Regions from separate parts of the Homo sapiens genome. Here region 1 is linked to region 2. A link is a contact called in ENCODE Hi-C data. All regions are on one chromosome and are shown on one strand. The core of a region is the stretch at or near the end of the contact, and the rest is flanking DNA. Distances in the headings are between cores, read along the strand shown. Region 1 holds the start of PTER (phosphotriesterase related). Region 2 holds the start of OPTN (optineurin).

What was found. Hi-C counts contacts between places; a loop is a spot of excess contacts on that map. Pooled maps may share reads with other maps.
Region 1: a loop to region 2 is called in a map of transverse colon, with 39 times the contacts of the local background. The contact joins the promoter of PTER here to the promoter of OPTN in region 2. A Hi-C loop is called at or near these places in 2 of 168 maps with a recorded cell type or tissue (naive thymus-derived CD4-positive, alpha-beta T cell and transverse colon) and 6 of 50 pooled maps.

The regions. Positions count from the first base shown.
Region 1 is chr10:16,434,367-16,438,863 of GRCh38, reverse strand. It overlaps PTER (phosphotriesterase related), which reads right to left and starts at 1,854. Exons shown (of 5, transcript NM_001261836.2): 1 at 1,817-1,854. RefSeq lists enhancers at 1,260-1,309, 1,330-1,509 and a silencer at 1,930-1,979.
Region 2 is chr10:13,096,663-13,101,447 of GRCh38, reverse strand. It overlaps OPTN (optineurin), which reads right to left and starts at 1,285. Exons shown (of 15, transcript NM_001008212.2): 1 at 1,146-1,285. It also overlaps a transcript of CCDC3 not described here. RefSeq lists an enhancer at 500-629 and silencers at 910-1,479, 1,950-2,009.

The sequences.
Region 1 (4,497 bases), core at 605-3,104, 3.3 Mb before region 2:
CAGCCGCCTCTGCCTCCCAGGTTCAAGCAATTCTCGTGCCTCAGCCTCTCCAGTAGCTGGGATTACAGGCATGCCCACCACCATGCCCAGCTAATTTTTTGAAGAAAAGAGGTTTCACATGTTGGCCAGGCTGGTCTCGAACTCCTGGCCTCAAGTGATCCACCTGCCTCAGCCTCCCAAAGTGCCGGGATTACAGGTGTGAGCCACCGCGCCTGGCCTGAGACCACTCACCTTAATGTGTCTAGAAAACAGGCAGGCCAGGCGCAGTGGCTCACGCCTGTAATCCTAGCACTTTGGGAGGCCGAGGCAGCCAGATCATTTGAGCCCAGGAGTTTGACACCAACCTGGACAAAATGGCAAAACCCCGTCTCTACCAAAAATACAAAAAAAAAAACAAAAAACAGAAAATAAAAACTAGCCGGGCGTGGTGGTGTGCACCTGTGGGAGACTGAGCTGGGAGGATCACTTGAACGGGGGAAGTGAAGGTTGCAGTGAGCTGTGATAGCACCACTGCACTCCAGCTTTGGTGAAATAATGAGACCTAGTCTTAAAAAGCAAGAGGCCGGGCGCGGTGGCTTACGCCTGTAATCCCAGCACTTTAGGAGGCCGAGGTGGGTGAATCACAAGGTCAGGAGTTCGAGATCAGCCTGGCCAGTATGGTGAAACCCCGTCTCTACTAAAAATACAAAAATTAGCTGTGTGTGGTGGAGCGCGCCTGTAGTCCCAGCCACTCAGAAGGCTGAGGCAAGAGAATCGCTTGATCCCGGGAGGCGGAGGTTGCAGTGAGCCGAGATCGCACCACTGCACTCCAGCCTGGGCAAGGGCGAGACTCTGTCTTTAAAAAAAGCAAAAGAAAACCAACTTGTAGAAAGTCACTGAGCTGGAACCAGAACTAGAATAGGGCTCTACTCTTTCTGGGTCCAAAGTTCTTTAAATCAGCAACCCCTCTTACTGCCTATGTAAGGGTATACCTTTAGTTCCTGTTGACTTGGGATGTACAAAGAATGAGGTAGTCTAAGAGAGTAACAGCACACTGGCTGTGGAGTCAGAAAGACTCCACCTCTAAACTTTGTTTCCATCTCTAAACTTTCCAGCAGTGTGGCCTAATTTTTCTGTACCTTAGCTTTGTCGTTATCACTAGAATCCTTCACAGGGCTGCAGAGTGGATTAAGCAAGAGTGCACAGGACTCAGACATATGACCGCTGGTAATTGGCTTTTATAAACTGTCAAAAAATATAGACCTGTAATGCCAGCACTTTGGGAGGCCGAGGCAGCAGACTGATTGAGCCCAGGAGTTCGAAACCAGCCTGGGCAACATGGCGAGACACTCTCTACAAAAAATACAAAAATAACCGGACATGGTGGCACGTGCCTGTAGTCGCAGCTACTCAGGAAGCTCAGGAGGCTGAGGCAGGAAGTTCGCTTGAGCTCAGGAGGTCGAGGCTGCAGTGAGCTGTGATCGCGCCAAATGCACTCTAGCCTGGGAAGCAGAGCCAGACCCTGAATCTAAAAAAAAAAAAAAAAAAAAGCTTATTAAAGGAGGCTTAGCACAGCTACCCGATGACGCCCCCGGGCATTGCTGTCGAGCCACAGGGAGCTGGCGCCACACGGGACTGGCGCTCTTTGCAACGTCCCTCAAGCACTTAAGGAGAGGCGGCAGGGCCCAAGCGCAGCGGCTAGAAAATCCTTCCTTCCGGCAGGACCCTCGCGTGGAGCTCTGCAGCGAACCCTGGCCGCGCGGCCTCCGCCGTCGGGCCCCACTCTTCCTACTGGGCCCACAGTTCCGGCTCCTGCTCTGACTCCAAGAAGCCTTACCTCGGGTACAACGCGCTGCCTTCTCCCTGGGAACTTCCGGCAGGCCAACTTCCCTGGCCTTTTTAGTCTCCCCTGTGCCCTCCCACTTCGCCCTCTGGTTCTCTCCCCGCCCCTGGCCCGAGGTCACGCCCTCACCGAGTCCTAGGACACGCCCCGTGGGTCCTTGCCAAGCCCTACCTCTTCGTAGGACACGCCCTTCAAACCCTTGCCACGCCCCACCCTGGTCCGGGGCCGTTCCCCGCGTTTTTGCCTGGCCACACCCTCCTGCAGGCGCTGTCTGACTGTCGGTAGTTTGGCTGAATGAAAAAAATTCGGGGCTAGATCCCCAAACGGAAAGAAACTGTTGCATTTTCCCCAGATCCCAGTTCTCCATAGAACAGTCTGGAACAAGGGAGCATTCCGTAGCTCTTTTGGTTTTCCCCAAGAATAAATCGGAGGTGGTGCTCTGGCAATTTGATGTCACAGTGGGTTCTGGATCCTCATGCTGCATACGGAGAACTTTGGTTTTTGTGTTCCCACTTGTCACTGTTTCCTGCCCCGGTGCCGCGTTTCCTTCTCTTTAGAATTAGAGTGCCGTGCTAGAGCACTTGAACTGGCCCTGGTACTTGCTGTGACTGAAATAAACTTAGTATGTGTGAGTCTGTTGGCAAAACATGATGCTTGGAGCAGCTGCCACAGTAAAGAGTCATACCTTTAGGTATTGTAGGGGGCCAAGGGCAAACCTCTCCTTCGTCCTCTGAAAGTTTGCTGAAAATCAACTGACAAAAGACAGTTTCACAGTAGAAAAGGCATACAAATATACTAGATCGTAACTTTATGTGATCCGGGAGCCTTCAGAATGAAAACCCAAAGATGCAGGGGAAACGGTCCATTTTTTCGCTTAGGTTCAATAAAGTATGGACCGCCATGTATTCAGCTGGTGCAAAAGTAATTGCGGTTTTTAATGGCAAAAACCGCAATTACTTCTGCACCAACCTAAGAGATACTACGATGGCATAAAAAGGGTCTGAGCTAATGCCAATAGACTAAGTGAGCAAGCCCTGTCTGTTTAGATTCTTTTTGGCTTTTCTGTGCAGTGTTCCTTCCTTCTGGGTATAGAGCAGGATCCTTTCTGGAATGGGGGTCTTATGACCTACAGTCAAACAAAGCAGGGCAGAGAATTTCTTTACCGCCAGTTTTGACACAGAAAGGCAGGGGACACGCAGAGTCAAACTTTTAGGTTTTATGCTTGGCTTTGGGGATGAGGGGTTCTGGCTTCTGTGAATCACCTTGGGGAAGAGGGATTCCAGTTTCTAGAATGAGGGGCCAGAGGCAGGAGGACATGAGGTTAGAGAGAGCTGCTTCTAAGGCCTTCATTTTGGGGTATCATTTTCTGAACCCCAACCATATTACACTGTCATCAATTATTATTATTATTATTTTGAAATGGCTCTGTTGCCCAGGATGGATTTCAGTGGTGCAGTCATAGCTCACTGCAGCCTTGAACTCCTGGGCTCAAGGGATCCTCCTGCCTCAGCCTCCTGAGCAGCTGGGACTACAGGTGTGCACCACCACACTCAGCTAATATTTGTAATTTTTGTAGAGATGGAGGTCTCGCTATGATGCCCAGCCTGGTCTCAAACTCCTAAGCTCAAAGGATCCTCCCACCTCAGCCTCCCAAAGTGTTAGGACTACATGCATAAGCCACAGCACAAGGCCTAGTCAATTAATTTTATCCTGAATTCTGAGAAAAAAGAGAATAGGTATGCAGATGGGCAGAAGCTACAGATGTCATTTCAAAGGAAAGTAGAGTTTTAATAATAATATTAATAGATGATGTTTATCGGGGCCAACTCTACCAGGTTTTGTAATGGGTGTATGTTATTTTGTTTAAGATTTTGAGCAACCTGCATGTGGCAGGAGCTATTTCCCTCCAATTACAGACAAGAAAACAAACTTAGGCAAGCACCTTGTTCAAGGATAGGACTAGGGACCCAGATTAGTTGATATCAGTCACTACACTTGCCTTCTTAGTAAAGAATGGGGAATTTTTTTGGTTTGTTTGTTTGTTTGTTTTTGAGACAGAGTCTTGCTCTGTTGCCCAGGCTGGAGTGCAGTGGTGCAATCTCACCTCACTGCAGCCTCCACCTCCTGGTTTCAAGGGATTCTCCTGCCTCAGCCTCCTGAGTAGCTGGGATTACAGGCACGCCCCACCATGCTCAGCTAATTTTGTGTAATTTTAGTAGACATGAGGTTTTGCCATGCTGGCCAGGTTGGTCTCGAACTCCTGACCTCAACTGATCCACCTGCCTTGACCTCCCAAAGTGCTGGGATTACAGGCGTGAGCCACCGCACCAGGAGAGAATGGGGTGCTTTGATAGGAGATTAATAGAAATAAATTAATTCATTTAAATCAGAAAAAAAGGAGGAGAAAAGGATATACAGGTCTCGTTCTCTGTTTTTTGTTTTTTAAGGGTAAAAGTACAAGAAGTCATTTAGAAAAGGGGTTGGTTGGTAAGGGACAGTCAGGGAGAAGATACTGAGGAAAAAATTGGTTCTTAAGGAGGGTGGCTGGGTAAATCCTAGAAACAGAAAAGGGATAAAAATAGGGCCCAAGAGTAGGAAAGACAAGAATAACTGTAGGGGTTAAGAACTGCAGAGGCATGAGTGCTGGGACAGTTGGATATTAGTAGCAATGACGG
Region 2 (4,785 bases), core at 36-2,535:
GTTGCCCTCGAGAATAAAGTTTGGTTTTCCGGGGGTGGGTGGGGGGGTGGGGGGGTGGAGGTTAGGTTAGTTATATTCCTAGCATAATATGCAACCTAAAGGTTAGTTTATAAAAAAAGAAGCTGTTACTTTTATTGTGTTGTACGTAATATATAAAGAACGCCTAAAATTGGCCCAGTGGAAAAACAGATGAATTATGCCAGGACTTAAATCAATGATCGTCCTCTGTCTACAGGTCACATTTAAACTTGCCTTGTCCACTCCAGGGCAATCCCTGGCCTTGGGGTCTGCCCTGGGACTTCTCCAGCCCCCGCCCCAAAACTGGGCCTGTCCTGGGAGGCAGCCTGGCACCACTAACTCTTCTCTCCCTGGGTCAAAAGAGCAAGGTGGGTTCTTCTGTTCACACAGCCTGCACCTTGCTAACCAGATCCAAAGGCTTCTGAGGTCCTCACATTGCCTTACTTTTCTATGCTTTCATTTTCCATTTCATCCTTACAAACAGTTCCTTGGTGTACATTTCCATACAACAGTTTTCCTGCTGGTGGAGGCCAGGTCGGAACCTGGGTTTCATTTTCTTTGAGCGATGTTTACTTCCTGTAGCTTATGCATTTCGATGGCAAAAACAATTCCTTTGGGGTTCTCGGCCTCATCAAATATTCTCTCTATATAGAGTGTACACACTCTCCTAGACACAGCAGTCTATGTGGATTCCCACCGACCCTGGGCACCTCATTCAGCTCGGGTAGTGGTCCCATGTCTCCCACAGGCGTGTCTGTAACCACCTCCTTATGGCGAGGAACTGGCTGCGGAATCCTTCCCAGCCTGCGGGAGGACGTCACCTCCAAGTCTCTGGGTGACTTGTAGAGGGGTTACCTGCGGCCAAGAGGCCGGCCCTGGACCCTTCTTGGGCCCACCCTGTGTTCACTACCCACCCTCTCCCACCAGGTCAGGACCCGCCGAGGCTTGGGGATCCTCCCAGGGCAGCCGTCTCGCGGGAGGGCCGCCCCACCCCTCGCCACCCTCACCCCGACAGGCTCCGGGCCGCGGGGCAGGGCGGCGGGTACCGTTTTCAGGCCGCGGAAGCGCCCGCCGGGAAGGAGCCGCCGCCCCCTCGCCCACCGCTGCAGCCCCCTGCCCTGGCTCACCTGCCGCCCGGCTTGGCTTCGCTCAGGGTCACTGTTTCCTCGGCATCGTGCCGCCTGGAGAGAACTCCCGACCGGGATGGGACGCTGACCAGGGAACCTGCCGGCGGGCGGCGGCGGTGGCGGAGGGGGCAGCCGGGACTGGGGTGCCTAGGGCTGATGCGCGGCCTGGCGACCCCGCCCAGCGCGGCTCAGCTGACAGCCAGCCGCTCCCTGCCCGCGCCGGGGAATTTCCCGGGCCCCGCCCATCCCATACCCCGCCCATCCCCCCCACCCTGCCCATTCCATACCCCACCCGACCAAGGCCCCGCCCCTCCTCTTTCCTGCGTCCGCCCCCAGCTACCCACCCTCGCTGTCCGTGCGGGGTCGAGGCTGGGACCCGGGTGAACAGGGACTGCTCTAAGGCGTCACTGTGACGGCGTTAATCAAAATAAATCATTAATCAAATGCAGTGTGCGGAGTTCGTCTTCCCCGTGTCTTCCCGCAGATCCCGTAGTGGAGGCTGGAGCCGCAGGGGGTCGCTGCCGCCCACAGAAAGAGGAGAATGCCAGGCATCCTCGGAGGGAGGCCTCCATCTGTGTTTTTTGAAAAAAGGTTAACATCTAGACATAGTTAACTGAGCATACATAGCTTTCCACTCGTTTTTGCTTTAAAATACACTCAAAAAGCAGAAAGCCTGCAGGATGCTTCTTGGGCTCTTGTTGCGGACGAATAGGCTCGGCTATTCTTGTTGCTGAAGAATAGCCTCTGCTGGTGTGGAGGAGGGAAGCTGCCCCCGGATTAGACAGCAGGATGACAAGGTAGGAGCGAGAGCCGCCCTATGTGCATCCAGAGTACCCGGGTAGCGCTGCAGGGATGGGAGGGAGGGAAGGAGGGAGGGGGAGAGAGAGAGAGAGGGAGGGACGGAGAGAGGGAGAGAGGGAGGGAGAGAGGGAGGGAGGGAGAGAGGGAGAGAAAAAAAACAAAACAACAACAACAAAACCTAATCTGAAACAGGAAAAAGGCAGATGCGCCCTCTCCTGGTATCTCCGAAGGATTCTGCTTCGCTGTCTGGACCTCCTGCTGCCTGGCCAAGCCTGACTCTCAACCCTGCCCCTGAGGCTAACCCCAAGAGCAGGGCAGAGAAGCAAGCAAGTCAGCGACTGCCCCAGACCCAATTCCGGGCCCTCGAGTTGGTGTGGTGTAGGAGGGGCAGATGAGGCTAGAGGCTGCTTTATAAGGAGTGAGCCTGGGGGTGGGAGTGGGGAGAAATAGAGAATTTAAAAAAATTCTTTTTATATCAGTGCAGGAGGGCCAGGCGCGGTGGCTCACGCCTGTAATCCCAGCACTTTGGGAGGCCAAGGCAGGCAGATCGCAAGGTCCGGAGTTCGAGACCAGCCTGGCCAATATGGTGAAAGCCTGTCTCTACTAAAAATACAAAAATTAGCCGGGCATGATGGTACTCTCCTGTAGTCCCAGCTACTCGGGAGGCTAAGGCAGAAGAATCGCTTGAACCCGGGAGGCAGAGCTTGCAGCGAGCCGAGATCATGCCACTGCACTCCAGCCTGGGTGACAGAGTGAGACTCCGTCTCAAAAAAAAAAAAAAAAAAAAAAAATCAGTGCAGGAAATAACTGATCATTCATGAAAAGGGCTTGGAAAAATATATACAGAGAGAAATGGAATGACGATCTCTAATTTTTGTTTATCTACTGGGATAATCCAGGCAGAAAAGACGGTGTCACAGCTGTACCCTGGGATCGGCAGAAAAGGGTCCCCCCGGGGCCTGTAAGGGGTGCCTGCGGTAAGTCGTACTTCACTAGGCTCCTTTTACTGTTTAAAACCCTATAGGTGGGGCACGGTGGCTCACACCTGTAATCCCAGCACTTTGGGAGGTCAAGGCAGGAGGATCGCTTGAGCCCAGGAGGGAGAGGCTGCAATGAGCTGTGATTGCAGCACTGCACTCCAGCTTGGGTGAGAGGGAGACTTTGTCTCAAGCAAAAACAAAAACGAGAACAAAACAACACTATGAAAGTGAATTAAAATGAGCATCAGTGAAACTCAGAGCCAAGAGAAGAAGGTCACCCACAAGCTGCCCATGGCTTTGGTGTGGGAGGCTCGAGGTGAGTTTCTGGTACAGAAAGCAGTCAAAGTTGTTTTCTCCTGATTCCTTGCTCTCAGTGGTGGGGTCGGGGTGGGGGGTGCCCTGAAGCACTGCACACACACATGCACACACACTCCCCCGACAACCACTTCTTAGCTGTAGGACCTTGACCAAGTTACTTCATCTTACCCTTCCTCATTCCCTTTATCTGTAAAATGGGGAGTATAGTACACTCCCAAATCCAGAAAGTTCTAAGGACCAAACCTCTTTTCTGACCAGACCCAACTGATGGAAAGCTATTTACAGTCTTTATTTAGATCCCTTGATGTGATTTTTAAATTTGTTTTGTGAAGGAAAATCGAATAGTTGATAGGAGAACTGCGTCAGACAGTGTCAGGGTGTTATGTGATATAAATCCCATTTATTGAATAGCCTTTTGAAAATCCCCAGAATTCTGGACTCTAAAGCAGAGCTTGCCCCAAAGGTTTTATTTTATTTTTTGAGGTGGAGTCTCACTCTGTTGCCCAGGCTGGAGTGCAGTGGCATAATCTCAGCTCACTGCAATCTCCACCTCCTGGGTTTGAGTGATTCTCCTGCCTCAGCCTCCCAAGTGGCTGGGATTACAGGCGTGTGCCACCACACCAAGCTAATTTTTGCATTTTTCGTATTGATGAGGTTTCGCCATGTTGACCAGCCTGGTATTGAACTCCTGACCTCGGGTGATCCACCTGCCTCGGCCTTCCAAAGTGCTGGGATTACATGTGTGAGCCACGGTGCCCAGCCACCCAAAAATTTTAGATAAGGCCTCTGGACCCACAGCCCTCACCTAAGGATGCTGAGAAGATTAAAGAGGAAATACGTCTTCAACACCTAGAAGAACGCCTGGCTCATGGTGTTTGTTGCTGTTGCTTGTGTTAGAGCCGGTTCTGTTTCTTAGCCTGGATCATCCCGTTTGGTGACTCCATCTTCCTGCACACTTCCATGGGTAGATGGAATCTAAATGCAGCGAAAAAACTGAAATAATAGCATGCTCTTAGCTGATTTGTTGATGTGGTTTTGTGGTGGGTAAATGTAGAGCAGTGTGGGAAGGTTTTTAGTGAGATCCTAATCTGGGTTTGATGTTCCTTGTGTTCCCTTTCCACCCCAATCTCCTCTGTTTGGAGTTAGCAACGAGTCCCTTTGGGCTTCCTACCTTCAGGAGCGTTGGCTGGACTCCTGGCAACAGCTCTTAGAAGTACAGCCTTTCTTCTTGTCTTTTGAGAAAGCCTGATCTCAATACATCCATGATCTACCCCAGATGTCCTGGAGGAAGAGCCAGAGCTGGGTGGGGTGGAGGCTTTCACAACAGTTGGAGGGAGGAGTGACTCCCCCGCCCCCAGATTGGGAGGAGGAGTGGGATGGTGGTCTTATGAGCATCAAGGACTCAAGCCTCAGTCCCTGCAGCACCCAGACAGACAGCAAGCTCTTGGGATGCACCTACTGGACTTTGGGAACCTCCCGCAGATTCTGCTGCCCAGGCTTGTCATTGGAAACAGCAGAGACTGTTCCCTAGAAGAACCATT